2 separate regions of the Mus musculus genome follow, and region 2 is linked to region 1. Evidence: chromatin contacts called from ENCODE Hi-C or POLR2A ChIA-PET data. All regions are on one chromosome and are shown on one strand. Each heading gives the region's core, a stretch centred on a gene start or an enhancer-like site at or near the end of the contact. The rest is flanking DNA. Distances are from core to core; before and after follow the strand shown. Region 1 holds the start of Camsap1 (calmodulin regulated spectrin-associated protein 1). Region 2 holds the start of Ubac1 (ubiquitin associated domain containing 1).

Evidence for each region. A loop is a pair of places that touch in the nucleus more often than their neighbours do. ChIA-PET counts read pairs that join two places held with the same protein, here RNA polymerase II (POLR2A).
Region 2: a map of left cerebral cortex shows a loop between it and region 1 (7-fold over the local background). The contact joins the promoter of Ubac1 here to the promoter of Camsap1 in region 1. A Hi-C loop is called at or near these places in 12 of 37 maps with a recorded cell type or tissue (adrenal gland, gastrocnemius, heart and 2 more). POLR2A ChIA-PET finds 5 or more read pairs at or near these places in 5 of 5 experiments (Patski and embryonic stem cell).

What each region holds. Positions count from the first base shown.
Region 1 is chr2:25,978,867-25,986,017 of GRCm38, forward strand. It overlaps Camsap1 (calmodulin regulated spectrin-associated protein 1), which reads right to left and starts at 4,416. Exons shown (of 18, transcript NM_001372499.1): 1 at 3,916-4,416. The coding sequence starts at 4,072.
Region 2 is chr2:26,019,295-26,026,445 of GRCm38, forward strand. It overlaps Ubac1 (ubiquitin associated domain containing 1), which reads right to left and starts at 2,466. Exons shown (of 10, transcript NM_133835.2): 1 at 2,103-2,466. The coding sequence starts at 2,240.

The DNA.
Region 1 (7,151 bases), core at 3,166-5,665:
ATCCTCATGTGACTCCTTACTCTATAATGTGCTCATTCTGGTGATCGTGGGAGAACAGGAGAGGTAGAAGAGAGGATGAAGAGCAGCATTCTTGGTTAGTAGACCTAACCCCTACAGCCAGGCCACCAGCGCCCGGTCTGTTGCTGGTAAGGGGAGAAAGATGAGCCTCTTGACTGGACCTAGGATTCAGGACAGCTCAGCTCTGGGGCAAAAGGACAAATCAGTTTCTGCTGAGCCTCAAAGCAATCTCCTTGCAAACAATTTAGAGCCTTCTCATCCGGTCCCTGTGTGTGCCACTGTCCTTGAGAGATAAAAACTGGTATTCCCCCACTTTCCCCTGAAACCAAAGCCTAGATAGATACCTCTGAGCTTGCTCAGAGCACAAACAGAATGCAAATCGACCCAAAACCAAAGCCAGGACTGTTGCAGCCCTGGGCTAGCACACTACCCTGGAAAATAAATGCTCCTTTAAGCAGCACTTTGACGTTCTCTATCAATTTTATGCAGGTCTCACACAAATGCTACCATACACTCTTGGAGCTAAGCAGACTTTGCTCCTCTTTGCAGACACATTTAAGTGAACAATTTTCAGCACGCCTAATAAGTTACTCCTAAAAAACAACAAAAAGACTGTTAATGTCACGAAAGAGTTGCCAGAAAGAGAGAAGGAACCTAAAAATAGAAGCACAAGACAGCCCCAAATCTTGGTTGTGGCATGAGTGCAGAATAAATCTTGAGAAAATGTTTCTTCATAACCATAAACCCAAAGCCTGCTAGGGTGAGCTCCACAGCTTGCCACTCACTACAGATAGCAGCCTGGCACAGGGACACAGACTTCCGGGGCAAGTGACAATGGAGTCTCCAGTGGCTAGCCCCACAATTCCACCACACTTTCAACTCCTATACAGAAGAAAAGCTGGTTTCACTTCGTGACTTAACCAAACAGTGCATAACACATAAAACATGCAAGACCCTTTCCCTATGGCCACCCAGACAAACTAAGTTGTCAGTGAAGCATCCAGATGCAAAGAAAGCAGCATGACCAGGACCAGCATCAGAATTTTACTGGGGTAGACGGGGTGTCCCTGTGTACCTTGCCAAAATGTGTACCTTGCCAAAACTCCCTCTTCACCCATGTTCCTGGAAGACCCAACTCCAGGCTGGCAGAAGTAAATTCACACCAGACTACGAACAGCACAAGCACCCCTCCAGCTTAGACAGCTTGCTCATATGAATTAGGGCCTCCCAAATTCTGAAGCTGAGTATAGAAACCTCATTTACCCCAGCAAATGGAAAGAAACTAGACCTCCTAACACTCACGTCATATGCATGCTGCTAGCAGAGGCATGCCCTCAGGTCATGGGGTCACCTAGGCTCAGACCCACGCTGGGCCTCAGTCTTGCTCTTCCAGTCTTCAAATGAGCACTCTTAATAATTCTAAAACCTTAAAGCCCATTTTCTCCATTATTTGATGAGGCAACCAGATCTCACAAGTAATCTGGTACTAGAATAAAACTAAACCAGTCAGGTGCCAACACTGAGAGAGAAAAACTTATCTCTAGATACCTTACCCCCAAGCTGAATGCTAAGGCTACACAAAACTCAACACGCTCACCCTGTTAAGGAAACAGAATCTAAGTAAACTATCTCCACATGCCAGCCTTAAAAAAAGAAGGCAGCTCAGCAAGAGTACTTGCCTAGCAAAATCCTGAGTTCCACCCCCAGCACGAGGGTTAAAACAATACATATACACAGGAGGTCCACCCCCAGCACACAGGTTAAAACATACATATACACAGGCGTGAAAACTTGTAGAAAGAAGAGGAACTATGCCCAAGAATGCACCATGACAAGTGGTGGGCTAGCCTTGGCGAAATACTACCAATGGAGAAAATGCTGGGAGTTAAGATGAACCTAAGAACAACTAGAGGGTTGGAGAGATGGCCCAGTGGTTAAGAGCAGTGGCTGCTCTTCCAGAGGACCCAGGTTAAATTCCAAGCACCCATGTGGCAGCTTGCAAGTGTCTGTAACTCCTTATCCAGGGGATCTGACATCTGTCACACAGAAATACATGTAGTCAAAAAAAAAAAAAAAAACAATGCACATAAAATAAAAAATTGTGAAATATAAAAAATGAGCACACGCCTTTAATTCCAGCACTCAGGAGACAGAGGCAAATGGATCTCTGGGAGTTCAAAGTCAGACTGGTCTACATAGGAAACTCCATAGCAGATACTGTCTCATTAAAAAAAAGAAAGAAAAAAAAAAAAAAACCTGAATGCTAATAGCTTAGAGTAATGCCAAGCAAACAATAAGAAACATAAGGTGGGAGATGGGCAAAGTGTGGAGCTAGCAAAGAGAATGGCCAGTGGCCAGACACTCATTCGCTGCTCTAGGTAGGTAGCAGACACCTTTTCTCAATTGCACTTTTTTTGGGGGAGAAAGGGGGGTTCAAGACAGGGTTTCTCTGTGTTGCCTCCCGGGTGTTGGTATTAAAAGCTTGGGCAGCTACCACCCAACTTCTTCAATTGCACTTTTTTAAGTAAGGTAAAGCCCTGCACTGAATAGAAACAGTGACCAAGAATTATAACACTGAAAACTATAAAAGAATTTCTTCCTCACTGCTAGTTTTATACCACAGAAGTAAATTTAAAATAAAGCAGTTTATTTAATCCCAAGACTCACAAAACAGTTTGTTCTTATGACTAGTTGGAGGCCACTGTCACCGAGCACACCTGCTTAGCAAGTTTTCCAAAGTGGTCACCTAACCCTTTCCTGAAAGGGTTATCTCAGTAACCCAAGTCTTCAGGTAATGTTTTTGCCAGCACAAGGGTAATTTATGCTTCATTTATCATAGTTTTATGCCTAAAACAAGACACCTGCCCTGATACTAGAGCCTCCCAACCAACTCATTACCAGCACTATTTGGTCTGCAATGTTCCCAGAGCACCAAATCAGAGAATCCTAATCCTACTAAGCATATTAGGCTTCATAAACAAGGTTACCTTGCTCTTTACAACAGGAATTAACCAAAGGAGATGATGGTTTCTATACAATCTGTATTACACATAATGTATCTTTGGAGTATCCAATAACTTCTGTTCTGTTAAGTACCAAATTTCATAATATATAAACCAGATTGGCTGGAACTCTAGTTTGAGACTAAGTCTCAAACTATCCAGCCTTCTAGTCACCCTGATGCAGTAAGGAACAGCTAAGCAGTGGTTATTTAGGTAAGAGTCTTTCTTGGACTTAGAGGACCAGTCCAATTGCCAGAGAATAACACTGCACATGATAGGCACCCTCCACCCACCGAGACTCAGAGAGCATGGATGACACGCGAACACAGTCCCATGCCTGGACCGACCCTGGGCTACCTCAGCGCTCGCTCACCTGGGCCGCCGCCAGAACAGCAAGACTTGAACTGACACCACGCGAAGGCGCGCCTTGGCCCTGTCACCGGCCTCATTCTCAATCTTGGCTCTGTCTCCATTCCTTGTCCCTAGACCTTACAACCTCCTCCCGTGCGTCTCATCCCCCCAAGACCCGTCAGATCCCCTCTGGTCCCAACCTGCCCCGTCTGTCCAACGTCCGAAACTCTCTGCTCTCATCCCCCAGCATGTCAGTCCCTTTTCTGACCCCTCTGGTCTCATACCTGGTCGTTTCCGTCGGTCTCCCTCTGGTCCCATTCTGCGGCCGTCGCGTTCCCCTCTGGTCCCATCCCCCGTCGTAGTCCGACCCCAGTTCTGGTCCCATACCCCGGCTCCTATACCCGTCCGACACCTCCCGGTCGCATCCGAAACCAGTGCGTTCCCCGTCGGCTCCCCTCTAGTACCATCCTGGAACCGGATTCATTCCCCGTCCGTCTCCCTGTAATCCCATCCCCCGACCCCGGACCCCGCCGCGCCCGCCCACCTAGGCCATAGGCCTTCGCACAGATCCACTGCAGGTTGGCGGCGATCTTGGCCCGCGCCGCGTCGTAGCGGTCCAGCGGCACCAGGTCGGCGCCCTCCGGGGGCGCCTCCATCCTCCTCCAGCCTTCGGCGGCACAGCGACCGCCCGCGTCCACCATCTGCAGACAAAGGCCGCGGCAGCCCGGCCGCAACAAAGACGCCGCCGCCCTCCCGCGCCGCCCGCCCGGGCGCACGGCCCTTACTTCACGGCCGCCGCCGCCACCCAGGCTGCTGCATGCTGCGGGCGCCGAGCCGAGGCCGAGAAGGCGCCGAGCGGGCCGGGCAGGCGGCGGCGGGCAAGCGCCGGCCGAGGAAGGCGCGGGGCAGGCGCGGGGCAAGCGCGGTGCGAGCACGGGCCGGGGGCGGTGGCGGAGGCGCGTGCGCGGCCCAGGAGAAGCGGCAGCTGAGGCGGCGGCCAACGGGTGGGAGCTAACGCGCCGCCGCCGCGTCACGCAGGCGCACTTACCGCCCCCCGCAGCCCCACCTTTCTCCGCAAGCGCAGTAGGCACCGCCCGTAACACCGCCCGCTCGCCCCGCCCTCCTCCTGAAGGCTCCGTACCTGTCCCCTTCTTCAGATGCTCTGGGTACACCCTCAGCCCCGCCCCCAGCCCTGGTCCTGCAGAGTAGGCACGCCCCTCTAACCTAGCCCAGTCCGTGTCCTTAGTAGCTATGGACACACCCTCGGCCCCGCCTCTACTTCGTCCTCAAGGCTGCATACACGCTAGTCCATCCGGCCCCTCCCCGCCCACCCCCCGGCACAGTGGACACGCCCCTGTCCGGATCCCGCGCAGGCGCAGTATTCTCTTCTGAGGGCTAGCCTGTTTCCTAGCAACTTGAGAGACTAATCTCTGGCCTTGATTGAGCCTCAGTCCTGTGTGCAGAGACGTTCGCCTCTACCTCTGGCAAGGCCAGCTCTCTGAGAACTGAGCGCCCTTAGAGTCTGCACCGGTGCTGCATCTGTGGACTGAGATGCCAAGACGTCTCCGCCCGGACTGGCAGAAAGTGGGCGTCGCAGAGTGTGTGCGGCTCGAGAACTGCGCCTGAGATTAGCCCAGAGAAACAATCCCCGCAGCTCTCGGGAGTCCGGAGCAACCGCGAGCTCCGCCTCCTCCTCCTCCTCGGTGGGCACTATCAGATCTCTCAACCAGTTTTGGCATCTAAGGGAAATGGATGCCAGCCTAGGACCATCGTCGCGTGTGACCTGCATTTTAGTGCTTGAAAGGAGCAATAGTATATTTTTGAAAACTGGGTGCGGAAGGAGAAAGATGTCACTGAAGAGCGGACTGTGTGCGCACCAGCCCCTGGGAAGGCTCAGGAACCCTCCGGCCCGGGCGTGGGTGACCTTACTAACCATCATCTGCAAACTTCAAGGTGTTTAACTTCTGTCATTGCCAGAGCCGCCCTATGTATGAAGAAGGCAGTGTGTAGAGTGGATGTTGTACAGGTAGCTGTCCCTCAAGTCCAAGTGCATGTATGATGTAGTCAGAAAGAGCCGCGGATGAGCCTGGGCATGGTATCCCATGATTGTAATCCCTGCAGTGGGGAGACTGGAGGCAGGAGGATCTAGATGAAATTCAAGGCCGGCTTCAGCTACTGGAGATGAGACCCTGTCTCAAAAAACAAAACAAACAAAAAATGGATAGTGGCCTCATGTGGCAAGTATCTTGAACCCAGCACTTGGGAGGCAGAGGCAAGTGCATCTCAGTGACTTCAGAGCCACCCTGTTTCTAATCGAGTTCCAGGTCAGCCAAAACCACATAGTGAGACCCTGTTTAAAATAAAATGAAATAAAAATTGGTTAGGGCTGGGTACCCATGGAGAGACCGAAGAGAATGACATTTGGGCAGAAAGGAGTAAAAAGTGAGCCTAGTGTCTGTCCGAGGAGCAGTAGACTGGGCTGCTATGGTAGGCTGATCTAAACCCCGGTGTGTAAAACCAGCAAGGCTCAGACTTGGGGCCAAAGGTGGTGGGACAGCAGAACTTGGCCGGACTGGGATGGGGCCGGGGGGGGGGGGGTGGAATGCCAGGTAGGTAACAGGACAAACCTGAGAATATAGGAGAGAGAAGAAAGGGGGCCAGGGATGGTGGTCTGATGTTCTGGCTTTGTATTCTGCAGCTCTGAGGAATCCATTTGCTAGTTGAATGGTTTCAGACATGTTATCTGTGGGTAAAGAGCATTCTTACCTCCTTCCTGCCTTGTCTAGAGCCCCAGTGCCCTGTGGAATAGCAGGGGAAAGCAGACCCCTTGTCTTGTGATCTGGTGGAAGCATCCAGTTTGCACTGACTGTGATGCTGTTCGGTTTGATGGGTGTCTCTTATCAAGCTCAGAAAATCCATCCATTGTACATCTGTGTGGTGCTTTGTTTTGTATCTGGTGGTCATGTAGAGGCTTTTAGTCTGTCTGTCGTTTATAACATTGTCTGGTGTTCAGATACTGTTCCTCCCCTGTAGTCTGGAAGAAATTCCACTTGGCATGGAGCATAGTCCTTTTTATACATACATACATACTACCTAGCTTTGTTTACTGTGTCTTGAGTGTTCATGGCACGTTGTAGTCTGCAGTTTGCATGTGGTGTCTGTGTGGCTTTAGAAGCAGATTGCTAGTGGGCAAGTAAAATAACTTGGGAGTGTTTCTTTTATGTTCTTGCTTTGGTTTGACTTAATTATTTGAGCCACAGTCTTACTGCCATGCTGGTCTGGAATTCATTCTGTATGCCGTCACACTGACCTCCAACTTCTGGATTCTTCCTGCTTAGCCTTCCACAGTGTTAAGATTGTAGATGTGCACTGCCATGCTTGGCCCTTCTCACAGTTTGGGGAAGAGATGGTTTCTAAGTATCTGATAGACCTACCTTGACCTTGCCTCAGTAGCTGGCTCGGGGTGAGGAGAATGAGGTGAGTGCACGTGCCATGTGCACTTGTGGCAGTTAGAGGATAGCTTTCCAGAGTCCACTCTCCTCTTCCTCAGCGGATTCCAGGGACTGTAGTAAGTATGTCAGTTTCTTTTAAAAACACACACACGCACACATACACACACAGAGAGAGAGAGAGAGAGAGAGAGAGAGAGAGAGAGAGAGAGAGAGAGAGGGAGGGAGAGAGAGAGAGAGAGGTTATGGGAATATGTTCTTGTTTTAACCCCAAGTGTGGGATGTAGGGTTACTTCAGATGTCCACAGCAGCTGACTGATTTACCTCGTGC
Region 2 (7,151 bases), core at 1,216-3,715, 38 kb after region 1:
AAGCTGGGCAATAGCATGGTGAAGTCACTTTGGGTAAAACAAAAAGGGGGAGGCAAAAACCAAATCTATTTCCTTAAGAATTTAAATAACAAGCCTCTCCTTGATACAGCTGTAAATTCCCAGGAGTGCTGTGGGAGAAAAAATTTTTTAAAAAACTCTATCATACCCCTCTGGAAGAGAGGAAAGAAGAAAAAATAATAGTGATAACAACCCCAGTAACCAGGGTGCACAGGACAATAAAGAACATGGAAGTCAGGTCAGGATAAAGTATCTTGTGCATGACAGGTTTACAGTCAGGTACAACGAGAAGATCATCTTTTCTAATAAATGCAGTGTGACTCCTAGAGCTGATGGGACCCGGAGGTGGGTCAGTTCTAATGCCTCTGCTCTCCAGCCCTGTGATCTAGAATGCTGTGAAATTCTCCTGCTGCTTCAGCCCTCTGCCCTGGAAAATGTGGAGTAGAATAGTCTCAATTTAAACAAGAATAATGACAAAAATGGTCAAAATGATACAACTCCAATATCAACTGGAATATTAAACATCACAAATAATTAGCATCATATCAAAACCTGCTGCCTAAGCCTAACCATACTGCCCCTAAAATGTATTAGCAAGCATCTGTGAATCATCTCCCTACCCCCTTCATAGAATACTGCCATGCTCATTACGTATATCCACACCACAAGTGAGTTAGGCAAGAGATCACAGCAGTGAAGGTGACATCCCATGCTCATGTGGTTTGAGGCTGACACCTTTCATTCCTTCAATCCTTACACCGACTTTGAAGTTACTCCAAGCTCAGCCCCCGAGGAACTGACCTAGGAGATGACACAGCATAGTACTAGGCCAGCATGGATGCTAGGGAACAGTCTAGATGCCCAAGGAGGCCCCAGTCTTTAAGCTTCTGCTGAGCCTCTGGGTCTTGCTATTGAGAAAATCCACAGGCTCAACACAAGCTTAAAGGTTGGGGACTCCTTGGGCAGTCTAAAATACATTTTGTCCTGTATGTGAGCCTCATTGAGGTGAACCACAGACACTGAGACCCACGGTTACTCAACATCTAATGCACTGCAGAAGAGGGGCTTGAAACAGATCTCTTGGAGCCTGCCTGACATTACACACTGACTACACAAAGGCACACAGATGATAAACTACCCTTTGCAAGCAGCTGCTATAGTAACTTGAAGACTGCCTTTAGAGGAAACACAATGCTGAACTTTAACACAACCTACTGCTGTAGATCCCTAACTTTCCGAAGAGTCCCCTCTAAAAAGCTATCTGGCACTAATCTTGTCTGGCATGGTGCTTCCATAGGCTACCAGTGTCTAACAGACATCTGTTTCATCTTCAACTGGGAGCAGTTAGAGCCAGGAAGGCTTCAAGAACTAATTCCAAGACTTAACTAAAACTAAAAGGCTAACTATAGTACAACGTTCACTGAATGTAAGTAAACTTAACAAATGCCACTTGCTGGCAGGAGACAGTCATCCTGGACCTTCCCACTCAATCAACTGTTGCCCCAATAGAAAGTAGAAGCCAAGGAACTTGTCCCACAGTGACACTATTTTAAGTGACTACTGCTAAGTGTCAAGTCCCGGCCATGGGCTCCTAGCAGCTGGCTCCTCAGGCAAGGAGCCAGTCCTCTTATAATGGGATCTAGTTACTTCCAGCTTCTGGAGGAAACTAAAAGCTCATCCCAACAGCAGGCAAGCCCCAAGGCTAGAAAACCATGATCCCTTGCCTTTGCCTCTCCCAGTCTCTGTTCACTCTCGCCTTCACCTCCCTAGCACGTTGCAGAAATTAAATAAAGCTCGCTCAACAGCGGGGGCCAGATGCTCTTCTCTGAGCACTAGGTTTGTGATTGGAGGAGCGGAAGGCGCTGCCCAGGCCCGGAGGAGCGAAGGCTGGGAGCAGCGGGCTGCACGGCAGGGACTGGGGACCGGTCCAGGAAGAAGCGAAAATCTGGCGTCTAGGTAGAGATAGGAGTGTCGGGGCAACCAGAAGGCTGGGGACTGGGGCGGAGTCTGGGACATAAGTCTAGGTTTCTGGTTTTCAGAACGGAGGCAGAGGTGGAACTGGGTCGTAAGGAGCTCGGCCTTACATGTTTGAGGCAACTCTCCTTGAGCTTCTCCACCGATGTGTCCTCGGTCGCCTCCTCCAGCCACTCGGCGCCGTCGGCTGCGCAGATGTGCAGCCGAAGCACCTTGCCCGCGAAGATCTTCTCCTCCTGCACGAACATCGCGCCGCCGCCCGGGCCTGCACCCGCCGCCCGAACCAGTGAAGGTCACTGAGGCTGGCGGGAGGACCAGGGGCGGGGCCGGGCCGCCGTGCGCTCCTTCGCTGGCCGCCGCCGCCCCGCCCCGGCTCCTGTCAGCTCCGCCGCCCGTCACTGAAGGGGCAGGAGCTGTACCCTTGCTGCCACTGCCCGTGTCGCCGTAGCCGCCCGGAGCGCGCGGTCGCAGCCGCGCCGGAAGTGCGTAATGAGCGCCCGTGGGTATGCCGGGAAATGTGGTTTTTTTTTGGCAGGCATTCTGCTGTTGCCCACCCCACCCCCCGCACCCCCCGCCCGCACCGCGCCGGAAATAGGTAAAGTGCACCAAGGCACGCCGGGAGTTGTCGTTCCCAGGCAGGCTCACGGCCCCCTTACCAAAAATTAATGTGTGAGGTGGGTCAGATGCATACCGGGAGTTGTAGTTCTCCATATACCTCATTCCTTCAGCACCTCCCAGCCTTGTTACCTGATTTGCTGGTCTGTTGGAATTGAAAAGGGCTCCGGAGTCAAGTACACAAGATAATACGTCTGGGTCAGGGCACTAGAAATGTGTCACAGTTGTAAGTGCTTGTATGCCATGCACAAAGCCCTGGGTTTGCTCCTCGGCGCAGCATACGCCTGGCACAGGTTTATAATCCTGAACGTTTAGGCAGAACCAGAAGGTCAAACAGGTCATCCTTGACTACATAATGAGTTCAGAACCACTCTGGAATACAAGCCTGCATAAAACACATACAAATGCGCGTGCGTACACACACACACACACACACACACACACACACACACACACACACACACGCATGCGCGCACACACTCACACATACGGGATGGGGGGCCCTGGCTCGGTGGTTAGGATTACTTTCTACTCTTGCTGAGGATCCTGTGTTTCTCAGAACCCACAATGGTGCTTCAGAATTATCTTGAAGATCAGACACACTGTTGATACATATATGTAAGCACAATACTTACAAAATAAATCTTTTTAAGCTAAAAAAAAACAAATAAAAAATAAATAATATCATAATTATTAGTGATCCAGGAATGGTGGTGTGGAGGTAGGAGGAACAGTTCAAGTTCATAGTCATCTTTGACAAGATCCATGAGCTCTTGCCACAGATCTGTGTCTTGGCAGATGGTACAGAACTAAGCAATAAGGGTTGTGAGGAGTGGGTCTGAGGCCCCTCCAGCTGGTCTTCAAGTTCCCCAGGCCTCTCCCCAACAAACCCCTTGCTCTTTGTCCAAAGCCTAGGCTACTAAGCCCCAGTCTTCAGAGGCCTAATGTCCTCTTTCTCTTGGAAGCCTGTCATGGTGCCACCTAGGGCATAATAAGAATGTTTGCAAGTATTTCCACATAGCCCATTCAGCATCCTACCACTGGATATACTGAAAGAAGTACCCAGAGGGACACGGGACAAGTCCCTTCCATATGCTTGATCTGGCTCTCCAGGATTCCCAAGAGTGAAGTGAGCAGAAGGAATTGTGGAGACAGTGATCTTTGCAATGTGTGTATGAGGTCCCTTTGGAGCTGGAGACAACAGATCCTCTCCTCCAAAACCTCCAGGCTTCTATGTGAACACAGAGATACCCCTCAGAGCACTATGAGGAAGGATAGGCTGCCCAGCCTCCCAGGTCAGCCTTACTACAGAAGCCCGGCAGGCACAGCTCTGTGGGTGCTCATGCAGTATTCAAGGGAGAATGCATCTCCCTCTACTCACCAGCTGGGCTAAGGCAAGGAGCTTGCATGGAGACTCAGCTTCTGCCCATCTGGTGCCATTCTGTACCTTGTCCAGTTTCAGTCTCTGCTTCAGAGAACATGCTGTCCCCTCCCTGCCTGCCTATAGGAAGGCGCGTGCTCGTAGAGTACCTGCTGTTTATGCTGGGGATGCAACGGGGAGGGTTGAGTGAAGTTCCTTGGCTGGCAGATCCTGTTTTCCTGCGATGGGCCAGCCAGACAAGGCTCTGAAGACTCTTTTTTTCTTTTTAAAGATTTATTTATTTATTTATTTATTTATTTTATTTATTTATTATATGTAAGTACACTGTAGCTGTCTTCAGACACTCCAGAAGAGGGCGTCAGATCTCGTTACGGATGGTTTTGAGCCACCATGTGGTTGCTGGGATTTGAACTCAGGACCTTTGGAAGAGCAGTCAGTGCTCTTACCCGCTGAGTCATCTCACCAGCCCGAAGACTCTTAATTAAAGCAACAGAAATTAGTTTTAGCCACCCCAGAGGAAAAAAAGAAATGTACAGAGTGGTCCCTAGGGGCTCTCTCAGAATCTCCACTGGCCAAGAAGACTAGGTAAAAGTCGGAAGTTCATTCAACACAGGGCCCACCTAGGCAAACACAGTACTACCTTCACACTGGATCCCCTAGTCCAGGCCCTACCTCACAAAGCTTGACAAGTAAGATCCAAGCAACCTGTAGCTTGTAACACTACTTACACCCTTAGGGTCACCTTCCTATCTATATGGTTTTCAAGAACAGAACAAGTCAGATGCTCCCAGAGCCAGTCAGCTCTCCATCTCAATTGGTCTGAGTATGACAGGTCCAGGGCCCATCTAGGAACCAGAGAGCCAGTCTTGGCAGATCTGTGGCAAGATGGCTGCCACACCAGGTACTGGTTCCACTCCAGCACCAAGAGTTCACAGGAGGAGGTGGCTGACAGGAACATGGCCCTCCTTCCCATGGCCTCCTACCCTCTGCCCTGGCAAGCACCCTGGGGAAACATGCCCTGTGTAGTGTCATGTACATGTTATGTTGTAATGTAGTACATGTTGTGTTGGCATTAGCTATGGTAGACAAGGTGGGAAGGCTCTCCCTGCAAAAAGGGCATCAGCTCTGATACAAATGCTTCTGCTAGTCATGAACAGGACAGAGTCCCCACACTGCAAATTTTACCAAAAAAGGGGGATACTGCAATACCTGGAGCAGACCACTAGAAGGCGCGAATAAGCCACTGTCAGCTCAGAGCAGGTATTTGTGAGTTGGCTGGTTGTATGGAATGAATGTGCATACTGTGTAAGCATGTATATGGATGTACATATGTTTGTGTACAGATGTATATGAATGCATTTATATGGGAGTATGCTGGTGTGTGTTTGTGTCTGTAGGAATACCAGTATGTATGGTACTGGTAGGTGGTGAACATAAACGCAGGAGCAGGTGTGCAGGTGAGCAGGTGAGCAGGTGTGCAGGTGTGCAGGTGTGGGTTCGACCTGGAACCCCAAGGCTTGGCAACCTGCAGAATGGGATGTGTAGAGCACTGAGGAGCAGCACCACCAGAGGAGGTTGCTGGGAATGGGCCATGAAGGATAACTGTGTTTTCCAGGCAACAAGTGAAGGAAATAGAAGGGCATGCTTCCATGCTCCCCTGTGGTGCACTGAGGGGATCCAGTTTGAGAAGTGTATCTCTGGTCCAACACTTTACAATAGGAGAGAGGGGAGACAAAGCCAGTACCAGGTCATCTGATTCAGCTTCTAAAGAGCCCCTATCCCCCCACCCCACCCCACCCTCACCCCAAGGCCTTCCTGAGCTGCCTAAACACCAGCCACCATGGCTGACCACGGTTAGAGTGTCCTGGGATAGCTACAGCTCCACAAAGGAGCCTGTGGCTCGAAACAACAGGAATGTTTTCTCACCTGTGCTGGGGATTCGTGATCAGCATCAAGTTCCCATTGGGACTGGCCATCCCAGGCCCCTCCCAGCGGCTCTCTCAGCCCTGGACACCCTTAACCTTGGCTCATATAGCTGGACTATTCCCTGCTGAGTCTTCGTGTTCTCTCCTCTTTCTTTCTTGGTTTTTGTTTGTTTGTTTGTTTTGTTTTGTTGGTTGGTTTTTTGTTTTTTGAGACAGGGTTTCTCTGTGTAGCCCTGGCTGTCCTGGAGCTCACTTTGTAGACCAGGCTGGCCTTGAACTCAGAAATCTGTCCGTCTCTGCCTCCCAAGTGCTGGGATTAAAGGCGTGCACCGCCACCGCCTGGCGTGTTCTCTCCTCTTATAAGGAAACCCGTTATTGAATCAGCACCACCCAAACTAGAACAAGCTCATCTGAGATCTTAAACCAAAGGACCTAAAGACCCCCTCCTTCAAAGCCATATTCTCGGGTTCCAAGTGGGCATGAGTTTGGGGACCTTCAAGTTGCAGCACTAGCGGAGAGGCCGTGGGCACTTACTAGCACAGGACTGTGTTGCTGTCCCCTATCCTCCCTATGCTACCCCATTCTGCACATACAAGCCCCCGCCTCCCAGTGACATTTGGGCTCAATTTTGACCTCTCAGCTCCCCGGGAGGTCAGCCCCAAGGATCCAGTGCCCAAGGTGGACAGAAATGAGGCAGAAAGAACCTCCCACCCCCAAGCCACAGCATCAGGAGTTGTGAAATGTGAGTGATCCCCAAGGTTAATTAATTATTACATTAAAATGCACCCGTTAAGGGGCCGCAAACAGGAAGTATTAATCACCATCTCCTCAGACTGACAGGCGCATTTCCCTAAGTTCTGCTGGCTGCTGACTTAACCAAATGTTAATCTCCCCGCGGCTGCCATTTCCCATGAAGTCACAGCTCATGAATATTCCGACATCTCAATTTGCTTTTTATAAGGACAGACTTATTATTTCATTTTTAAGTTTACTGTCATGAATAGTAATTTGCCAGCTCCCAAAATAATGAGATAGCAGCCATCATTCCAGTCATCTGGGAGCTGGGCTCTGTTTCTTCCTCAAGGGACCAAGGGGACACCAGGACACCTTGCCACTCTATCAGCTTAGGGGAATATCAGTGGTAGAACCAAGAGCAGGCTACCCCTGCCCCAGCACTGGGATACTGTCCACTCTTAGGCTCCTGTGACTGGAGCGAAAGGATGGGAAGCTTGGCCCAG